Linked DNA regions of Homo sapiens: region 2 is linked to region 1. A link is an interaction called in ENCODE POLR2A ChIA-PET data of the cell type or tissue named here. Cell type or tissue: MCF 10A. All regions are shown on one strand. Links, peaks and the distances in the headings refer to the core of each region. The heading gives the core; the rest is flanking DNA.

Region 1 (5,388 bases), core at 174-5,173:
AAATGCATCTAGGTAGCTTTGTAGTCAGACTACACTCATCCATAGGCTAATGAAAAATTAACTTGGGGAAGCTTTGGGGAAAGCAGTCAGGTACTGAGTTTTTCTTGAACAAAAAACCAAAAATTTAGAAGAATATCCTTTTTGAAATCTAGTCTTCATAGGGAAAGCTAGCTTTCTTCCAAACTAAATCATCAGAAATGGTAGGATTAACTGATGTATAAGTAGAAATTTCTCTCTCTGAGATATTGTACTGTTTAACTCATGTAACAGTGAGAAGAAGCTTTGATTACTTCAGGGAAGAGGCTAAAAAAAGAAGAGGTTTATTATGTCCCCAGTGGGCCAAGGTTTCTAAAGGTATCTTAGCCTCTGTGCTCCTAAAATAAAACATAACCCTTACTAGCAGAGCCTTTCCTGAGAATTAACATGCTCTTAGTTTTCTTTGTATCAGACATTCTGGAAGTGTTTCTTTTAAAGAATCAAGACTCTGGTGAGAGCTAAGAAAATGAAGCCATGAAATTTCTTCCAATCCTAAACTTTTAAGGGACTAGAAAAAGAGAGTTGCTTTGCTTATAAAATGAAGAGGATCATATAGACTTAGTTTTACTGTTGTTTCTTTGAGCACTTACTTGGTATCATTCTTGTATTTGTTAAGCATCACCACAAAGTCACCTTAAATTCTTCTCACTTGTCCTTCACAGAAAACCAGCCACTGAGTCTGGAATCTTCTATATTCTTCTTTTCCTGCTTCTTTCAAATACATCTTATTCACTTCTCCCCTGACATCATTTTAAAATCGCTTTATTGAAATATTGAAATTGCCATTAAAAGTAATGGCAAAAATTGCAATAACTTTTGCACCAACCTACGAATTTAAAAACCAGAAATCTACCCATTGTAAGTGTAAAGTTTGATTAGTTTGAGTAAAATTATACATTTGTGCAACAGTCCCCACAATCCCGATTTAGAACACTTTCCCTTCCCCAAAAGTTCCCTGGGGCACAGTTGCAATTAATCCCCACTTGCTGAGTCTCTGACAACCATGGAACTACCTTCTGTCTCTATGGGTTGCCTTTTCTGGACATTTCATATAAATAGAATCAGGTGGTCTTTTGCATCTGGCTTCTTTCACTTAGCGTGATGTTGTTGAGATTCAGCTATGTTGCAACGTGTGTCATTACCTTGTTTTTTTATTGCTGAATAGTATTCCATTTTATGGCTATACCACAATTTGTCTGTCTATGTATCCATTGATGGGCATTTTGGTTGTTTCTAGTTTGGGGCTGCTATAAATAATGCTGTTATAAATATCTGTGTACCTATCTTTTTGTGGGCGTATGTTTTCATTTCTCTTGCTAGATATATAGGAGTAGAATTGCTGGGTCATGTGATGAATATATGTTTAATTTTTTAAGAAACTGACAAACTCTTTTCTAAAATGGCTGTACCATTTCTTCCTGCCAGCAATGCATGAGCCTCCAGTTTCTCTACGTCCTAGCTAATGCTTGTTATTTGCAGCTTTTTTATTTTAACCATTCTAGTGAGTGTGTGGCATGGATCTCATTGTACTTTACCGATTGGCTTTAACCTAGTGACTAAGATGTTGAGCACCTCTTCCCCTGTTTATATTATCCCTTATTTCAAACCTTCATCCTTTCTCACCAGGAATACATGTAAAGGACTATATGCTATTTACAGGTTTTCTTTATCCAGCATACCTTCTCTTTAACATTCTTCTGGTAATAAACTCCTTTTGTCCTGTGGAGACCCCATTACACACTATTCAAGTGTGAAAGATCCTGCCCTCCTATTGAGTGCCATGGGAATGAGGCCTGACTAATTCGATAATAATATTTTCTAAAGAAAGTGATTGCTTTAAGATTGAGGTCATCACATTTCCCTTGAAAGAAGTTTTTCTGCAGAGACGTGGGAAATACAACTAAACACACATTCTAATCTTGTTAGTTGCAAGTACCCAGGACTAGCTAACCTACCAACCTCTAAAATTGTGGGAAATCATGCACAACACATTCTAAGGCTTCCTTGACTCTGTCATCACCCACCCCTGTAAAAGCCTCCCCTTATGGACAGGAGAGAAATTAGGCACCCTACTTACACAGCCTCAATAAATGAATTTATTTTATTCTACTTTACTCAATTTTTTAAATTTTATGTTATTGCTTATTCTCCTCAGATCTCCTTCTCTTGCCCTAATATTAACTAGGGGTTTGATTTGGAGAAAGGAGAATGACTGGTTATGACCAAATGCTCAGGCTTGTTCTAACTTGCTTGGAATAGTAAGTCTGCCAGAAACTTTGAGGCCCTGTACGGCCAGTGGTCAGACTCTTAGGGGCTGGTTGCCTTTTACAAGCCTTGTAATTTTAGACAGGTTATGCAACATCTCTCTGCCTTAGTTCTGGGATCAGTAACATGGGATAGTAACAGTTCCTACTTCATACATTTGTGGCAGTGATTAAATATGTCATACATCTTAAAAAGTGCTCATAACAATGTCTGGAACATACTAAATGCTCAGTAAGTGCTTATTGCATGTGCAGACCTAGGAGGTACTACTAATGAACACCACAGGTAACTGACAGAAAGAACTGGCTCTGAAAGCTCAGAGAATTCCCGTGTTCTACTTCGCCAATTGACTGTTAGTTTATGATTCTGAAAGAAGAGCACTATTGCTGAAAAGTGTTATTGTTTTAGATCATCTAACCAGTTTCTGATGTCAATCATTACTTTAAAGAATTTCCTCTCTACCACATTTCCTTCCCCACCACCTTCCTCCCCCCAGTTCAGTAATTGCTGAAAATAATCAGCTTGAAATATAACTTGATAAAAAGCTCTTAGCTATCCTCACTGTGCTTTAATAATGAATCCTCCCTTAAATGAAATGCAAAAAAGATGATAAGACATTCTAGGCACTTTCTCTTTAGCCAAAGCCAGAGATTTTATACAGATAAAATTCACATTTTATTTGTACAAGCCCCTTTAGCAGATTTTGTTTATATTATTGGCAAAATTATGATCACCATTACCTTTATAGAAGTGTATTTCTTCCTTTCTTCATTCATTTATTTTATATATATGTATATATATCTGTGAATATTTACTAGATAAGGGGTTTTAGAGTATATTAATTAATGTTATATTCTTATATTTCAAGGGCTTTGAATCTAGTAGGAGAAAACTTTTAATAATTATACACACAACTAAAGCAAAGTATCACATTACAAATGCTGAATGAGTGCTATACAAAAAAAGCTCTAGAAGTCTTGAGAAGAGTTCACATTGGTGTGATGATCATGGAAGGCTCCGCAGATGGTAAATTTAACTAGGACATTGAAATAGGGTGGGAGGAGTTGCAACTGGAAGAAATTGCAGGAGTTAGGAAAATGCAATGTGATCAGAAATATCAAGATCTTGCTGTGGGAATGGAAGTGTGATCTGGGCAAGCTGGAAAATATTTGAAAAGAGTTTCCATAGTCATACTAGATTTGCTCATAATAATAACAATTGTTAATATATGTGAAGATAAATATACTGTCAAACTATTAGCAAAATAAGTGCTTTGCAATCATTTTTCCAGTTGCATGTAGAATTTGGCACTGATCTACACACACTGTCTCCATCTGGTCTATTTTGTGACCCAGAACACACAACTATGTAGTAGCTGGTGTCTGAATATGGTGCTTTGAAAAATAGAATTAATTGGTCCGTCATTATATCTTCTCCTGCCACTCACAAGAAATAACCACTAAGCTCCTTAATTAATGTCACAAACAAAGATAAATCATCAACCATTTTGTGATACTGATAGTTATTCAAAGAGAGCCCACCTCTCCATTTTTAGTAAAGGAGATGTATCATTGTTGAAGCTAGTGGAATGATCCCAAAAGGAATTCAAGAGGGGAAAAAGACAACTTTTATTCCTATCTAGAGGCAATTCCTTTGGCCCACTCAAGGGTTTTCCTCCAGCAATTCTGCTGTCTCTTGTATCCCTCTTTCCTGGATTATTTCCATCTTAAAATAGCACCTTCTTAATTCACTCAGCTTCCCAGTGCAACAAAACCCCTCTAAGAGCTGTTTTCTACACTGGCTGTTCCATTTCCTTCCACTCCGTAGTTGAGTTTTTACCTCTACCTTTTCACAGAAAATGCCTTATTAAGGTAACCATTGGACTCCTTATTGCCAAATTCAATGGTCAATTATCATTGATCTCATCTAACTTGGCCAACTGACAGGATTTGAGATGATTGATTGATTATTTCCACCTTTTGAAATATCTTCTCTACTTCTGAAATAATATATCCTTGGCTTTCTTCCTACCTTCTGAATACTTCTTCCAAATCTCCTTTGCTAGTTTCTCTTTGTTTTCTTTACCCCTTTATGTTGAAGTACTTTGGAGTCAATTCTTGTAACTCATCTCTTTGTTTTAGCTTCATTCACTCCTTTGTTGATCTCATCCAATCTGATGGTTTAAAATGTATATCACAAGTCCAGACTTTACTCCTTCATTCCAGATTGGAATATCCAATGATCGAGGCAACAGTTTCACTGGGGTTGTCTAACTGACATTTTAAGTTCAGGATGTCCAAAACTGAATTCCAGATCTTCCTTCTACATTTGCTCCTCCTACACCCTTCCCCTGCATCCAGTGTCTCAAAATAAAAATCTTAGTATTATCCTTCACTCATCTCTTTCTCTCATGTCCTATTTCTCATTGTCAAAAATTCCTGATGGTTGTACATTCAAAATATAACAAAACTGCATTATATCTTACTACCTCCACCACTTACAACATGATTCTAACTCATCAGCATCTCTCTCCAGACTTCTACGGTCACCACCTTGCTGATCACCTTGTCCCTCTGTTATCCAGTCTCTCTACATGAAGAATCTTTAAGTCAGATCATGTCATTCCTATGTTCAAAATTTTCCAGTGACTTTCCATTTCACTTAGAGTAAAAGTTAAGTCTTCATATTGGTCTAAAATGCCCTGTGGGATCTGGCCATCATTAGCTCCTTGACATTATATGTACTCTGTCTCCCTCTAACCCACTCATGCTGGCCACACTAGCTTCTCACCTTTCTGACCCATCGGGCTTATGCACTGCTAGTCTCCTCAGCCTGCAAAGTTCTGCCTCCGGATATCCACACTACTAACTCCCTCATGTCCTTCAAGTGTTAGATCAAATACTATCCTACGAATGAGGCTGACCCTAAGTAATGCTCTTTAAAATGGCAATGTGTCCCCAAACTCTTCTCCTGCTTACTTTATTTTATTTTTTCTCGACAAATTGCTTTTTACCTTCTAATATATCATGTATCCCATTTATATGTTCTATTTATTATTTACTTTCCATTTTTTTCTGCCAGGTTGTG
Region 2 (5,388 bases), core at 55-5,054, 240 kb after region 1:
AGCCTGAGGAGTAGAAAGCACAAAGCAGAGATTTGCTTTTCACCTGATTAACACTTTCTATTAAAATAATCTAAAACAGCTGTTAATTCCTGTTAAATTCAGTCTCCACTTTTCTATAAAAGAAAAATTTAAATTATTTTTGGTAGAAAAGCTATTTTTTTAAATGTCAAAAATATTTCCTAACATTTTCAAGCCAACATACACAAAATTATTTATGTCAAATGTTGTCACATAGAATCCAACATGCCAGATTCTTCAACTCTTTTATTCACCCCAGGCAAATTTCAGTTTGCCATAAATCTTCCTTATGGCCAAGTCCCACTAGACTTTTAATTTAATGAAACACAGAAAATATTTGCATTGTGTTTTTCCCATACCCCCAACCCTCCATCAACAGTGAATTGGGAACCCAGCTATGCATTAACCCAGTGTTATAAGGAAGCTGTACACATGTATGGAGCTGAGTTTCAGTTTGCTGGGGAAAAGAGTAGGCAATAGCAATTTGCTGCAACGCATTACATGGTTAATGTCACCAAAGATGCCAAGTGAGCAAGTGACAATGGGGTGGGGGGGTGGGGGGAGGAACATCAAGATCCCTAAATGGAAGATTGTCCTAAGTATTTATCAAATAGCCACTAGGGAGATCACTGAATTCTCACCAATCAATCTGGCAGGGATTTGGTCACCAAGGCGCAAAGGCAGATGGGATCCCCTTAATGCAAGCCTTCCCCGATGCAAAAGGAATGATATTTGCAGGAGAGGATGACAGCATTGTGAGAATATAAGGGACAGTGACTGGGCAGATCAATACTGGAGCTCTTCCACTTCCTTGCTAACTCTGTTTCACAGTGAGAAAACTGGATATGTTCCCTTCCTCATCTCTCTTTCCCTATATAAAAATCTGTTTTATTTCAACTTTGTTGTATATGCAAGTTACCAGAGCTTAAGAAAGGCTTGAACCTGAGTTAAGGTAAAAGAGAGGGGAAAAAAAGACACATCCTAAACCAGTTTCATTTATATAATGAAAATAAATTTTTACACAATCAACAGAAACACACCAAGATTTTTTTTTTTTTTGCGAAAAATATTTTTAAATAAATTTTTTTTTCTTACATTCTGATATACATATGTAACAAGGTTTATGGCACTGTAACCAGAATCAAATCAGAAAAAAAAAAAAAAAAGGAAAAAGGTGGGAAGGAAAGTATTTGATATATTGTTGAATTCCTTTCTATCTCCAAGCTGGCAAATTTGCACTATTTGTCTATCATTCAGCTGCCAGCTCTAACTTGTTTGCACACTTAAAACATCATATTATTGCACAAGAAGCCAGTGAAGGCATATAATGGTCAGTTCCTCACTATTTCAAAAAAAATCTCTTAAACCCAGAGAAGGAAAAAAAAAAAAAATCCAGAGCATGAAACACACAAAATCAAAGGTATCCTTTTTCTCCTTAAAGAATGCCTGAAGGATTCTTAGACCACTTAAGCTGCCCTGATCTTCTCTTTGCACCAGTGAGCACAACAGGGCTTGGTTTGGTTGGGTTTTTGTTTTCTGTGTGGACAGCCCAGGTTGATCCCAGGCCTTGGTGATTCAATGTCTTTTCTATTTACTTTTGGTTCTTTTTAATTGGTTTAAAGTGTGTAGTATCTTCGGTCTATGAACCTGCACAGACTATTTAGTCATAAACTCTACAAATAGCTTAAAAGGAAAAGGGGGAGAAACAAGTTGTATTATATTTTTATTGTTGGCTTAAAAAAATTACTTCTTTAACCTCCTTAATTTGTCAGTTTGTGGGAGGTGAATCTCAATGGCATCAAAAGTTATAGTCTTCTTACACTTGTTAAAAATAAAGTGTTTAAACAAGTTTGTTTCCATTCACAAACTTACTCCCAACTACAAAAAAAAAAAGAAAGAAAAAAAACCAGAATCCATCCTCCTTCCTCATTGTCTCCTAATGGAGAGCAGCAATCCTTTCCATCCAGACCATTGTCACACAACCGTCTCCACGCCCATCAGCTTTGGTGTAAGGATTCTCGGTGTCACACCGTTGTTTAGGTCTTCCTCGAACTCTAGCAACTGCCCCATGAAGTTAAGGTTTGGGGAGATAATTGGTCGTTTGCCTTTGACAAATTTATAAGCATCAGTCATGGTCATCCGAGTGTGCTTCATCAAGTAAGCGATGACGATGGTGGCGGAGCGGGACACCCCAGCCTGGCAGTGGATGAGAAGCCCCTTCCCACACTGGTGAGCTTCCTCTGAAAAAAGGGAGAAAGACAAGAGATGAAGGGAAGATGGAAGAGAGAGGCACGGAGAGAGAAACTTTCATCTCAACTTTGCAATGCCTTATTTTGTATAGAAATAATGAATTAAAACAGTTTTAAAGCCAAGTATAATCCACTAGTTCATTACGTATACTTATGTCACAACTTCCAGAACTGGCTAAAGTTGATATCAGCACGAACAAGAAGCTATACATCTACATTTAAAGAGAAGATTAAATGAAAGAATTGCTCATAGGAACAGTTTGCTGCACAGGTGACAGCAGTGGCCGGAAGCCAGACCTATAACACAGTTAACTTTCACGTTGAACAAGCTACTGATCAAGTCGACTCTAACAGTCACTGAACCTTCTCTCAAATGTCTTGTTCTCTTTTTTTCTGGAATTACACTACTGAAAGAAAAAAAAAGAATGAAGGAAAAGGAGAGAGGAAGGGGAAAAATTATACACACACATGAAAATATACACTCACACATATATATGTATATGTATGTGTGTGTATGTGTGTGTGTGTGTGTGTATATATATATATATGCAGTTCCTCTTTGGATTAAGGATGTTAATTCCAATTTTCGGTTGTGTGACTTAACAAACCTAGTGCTAGTAACAACTCTCTCACTTGTAATAGAGAAAAAACACTTTCTTTATTCTATAGAATTGCTCTGTACAGGAACGGGCATTAAATGGATAAGAGTTTTAGTCTTACTAAACCCTGATTAAGGTTAAAGGAATAAAGCTTAACTAGGAAGATACTATGTTCAGCTTCTCCCCAGAAAATCCAGTTGTTGCAAAGTTAACTAAAGGCTAGTAGTATACAGGCCGAGGGTGTCACCTCTCAAGCATTCAATCCCGTTTGCTTCCATGTATGACATTCCAGTGTGGCAATAATGCAGAAGATGGAGGAATCCCAGCAATGGCTCAAAATCCAGAGCAATTGAAAGAGGAAGACTTGCTAAGTTTTCAAATATATTAAAAGCTCAGGACAATAGCATGTGGGCACTACCTGAACAGATTCTTAATGACATTTCTAGACTCTAACACATCCCTAAGAAAGCTTCCTTGAAGGAACACCAATTAGATAAACAGGTAGGGAAGGAGAAGGGGTAGAGAGAGTAGTGATTTCACCTAAACTACATCTACTGGCTACCCACCAGTGGACCAAGGAAAAAAAACCTGATGTAAATTTTCATCTTAAAAATTTACAGATGAAGTTTACTTCTCATAGTCAACAGTATTTCAAGAAAAGTAAGCATCTCTCTTTTTCAACTTTTTCCCTTCAGCACACGGTATTTAGCTCCAAGTCAAGACCAGAAAGCATGGTGGTGAGAGAATGAGCTTCTGAGTGCCTGGCTGGACCACCGGTTCCACTACACACACTTGATTCAGGAATAAATAAACTGGTATAAACACTAAACTTAGATGCTGCTCAGCTTATATTACACTCTCAGTGAAAGCTATTATGTTTATAAAACCTGCTGTGTTTTTACTAAAGCAAGACTGTAAGATTTCAGTTTATCCAATAATATAACAATGAAAATAAAATTGTGCCTATGCAGGTTGTGATATGGAGTTGTTCTTCGGGCTGAATGCTATTTGTTATTGGTTTTGTTTTCCTTAAAAAAAAAAAAAAAAAGGCAGGTAAGCCTGAATAATCTATAAGGAATGTGAGAAGGAGCTTTAGTTGAAATCCTCTTAGAACAAGTATATCTTACCCTACTCATTAAATAGAAAACAATTTCCTAACTTCCTCCAACTGGAGTTAAGTCAGATGGAATCTCAGTCATAACATCACATCATGTATCAACCAGAAGTTCCTCATATGCTTGTTGAGAAATTTTTCTTCCTCAGCGCTCCAGGTTTGGCTCAGATTTTATTAATAAAGAATCTGCAGTATCTCTGCATCCTCAGTGTTGCCAGTTGGGAATTACTTAATAGGGCATCATAAACATTGCCTTAGTGTGTTGTGAAAAGGCCTCAGGCTTGGGAGTCAAAAACCCTGGATTCTGGCCCCTTCTTGGACACTAGAATTCCTATGACCTTGAAGAAGTCACTTTACTTCTCTAAGTTCAGTGATCACCCTGAATTTCCTTTCAGACTCAATATTCCATGGTCCTGTGCTGACGGCATAATTAGCAAGGAAAACAGCTTGGCAAAATGACCAGAGATGTCAACACTACAGCAAATCCACCAGACCCCACTGGCTGTTAAACCTGAGGCTGTTTTTTTCTTTCTCTGACAAAGGAACACCCCACTCCACTTAACTGTATTCTTCCTGGAATAACAACCTGCTGTAATATTTAGGAAAAGTACTAGGCCACCCCTTTATGGTAATAAAAGTTGAAGTTACGTAAAAAAAAATAAATGTTGAGTTTTGCTATATTGCAGGTGCTCCCAAAATGATATTTTGAGTGTTTTTTTTTTTTTTTGAGACAGAGTTTCACTGTTGTTGCCCAGGCTGGAGTGCAGTGGCGTGATCTCAGCTCACTGCAACCTCCGCTTCCCAGGCTCAAGCGATTCTCCTGCCTCAGCCTCCTGAGTAGCTGGGATTACAGGCATGCACCACCACGCCTGGCTAATTTTGTATTTTTTTAGTAGAGATGGAGTTTCTCCATGTTGGTCAGGCTGGTCTCAAACTCCTGACCTCAGGTGATCCACCCGCCTCGGCCTCCCAATGTGCTGGGATTACAGGCATGAGCCACCGCGCCCGGCGATATTTTGAGTCTTATAGCAGTTTGGGGCTATAGAAGTTGCAGAAATTAAGATTAGGATTAGGCTAATAGTTGCTTCCTTCTGGGGATCAAAGCGTGCTGTTGCTAAAACTTCCTCCTTGGGAACTACTCCGTCTACACAACCTGATCTTTCCTAGTTCAATGAGTTTGGGGCAGACTGTCAAAGGAAACCTAGTACCATCTCCCCTTATGCTGGATGAATAAGGCTTAGTAGGGTGACCGGAAGGCATAGGTATGTTTGGAAGGGGTGTCATATTCACTAGATATTGCTTCCAAGGTGCTCAACGGCGCTAGTAGATCAAGTAGCAGTAGCACCAGCTCTGACCTCCGATTCCTTACTTTCCATCCACTTTTCTGGTTACAGAGCACATAAATGCT

The links. ChIA-PET counts read pairs that join two places held together with the same protein. Peaks named below come from ENCODE experiments on the same cell type or tissue, not always from the same donor. Only the 100,000 strongest peaks of a DNase experiment are listed, where the experiment ranks them.
Region 2: POLR2A ChIA-PET joins it to region 1 with 6 read pairs; 6 of 35 experiments call an interaction of 5 or more read pairs at or near these places.

The regions. Positions count from the first base shown.
Region 1 is chr1:221,460,223-221,465,610 of GRCh38, forward strand. The region is part of intron 3 of LOC105372932 (a long non-coding RNA gene); the gene reads left to right. Among named protein-coding and RNA genes, the nearest start is that of LINC02817, 130 kb to the left of the region's middle. In MCF 10A, for the core only: no CTCF peak of the experiment used is centred there; a DNase peak (open chromatin) is centred at 2,319.
Region 2 is chr1:221,700,420-221,705,807 of GRCh38, forward strand. It overlaps DUSP10 (dual specificity phosphatase 10), which reads right to left. Exons shown (of 4, transcript NM_007207.6): 4 at 1,005-2,258. The coding sequence ends at 1,993. Among named protein-coding and RNA genes, the nearest start is that of DUSP10, 39 kb to the right of the region's middle. In MCF 10A, for the core only: no CTCF peak of the experiment used is centred there; no DNase peak of the experiment used is centred there.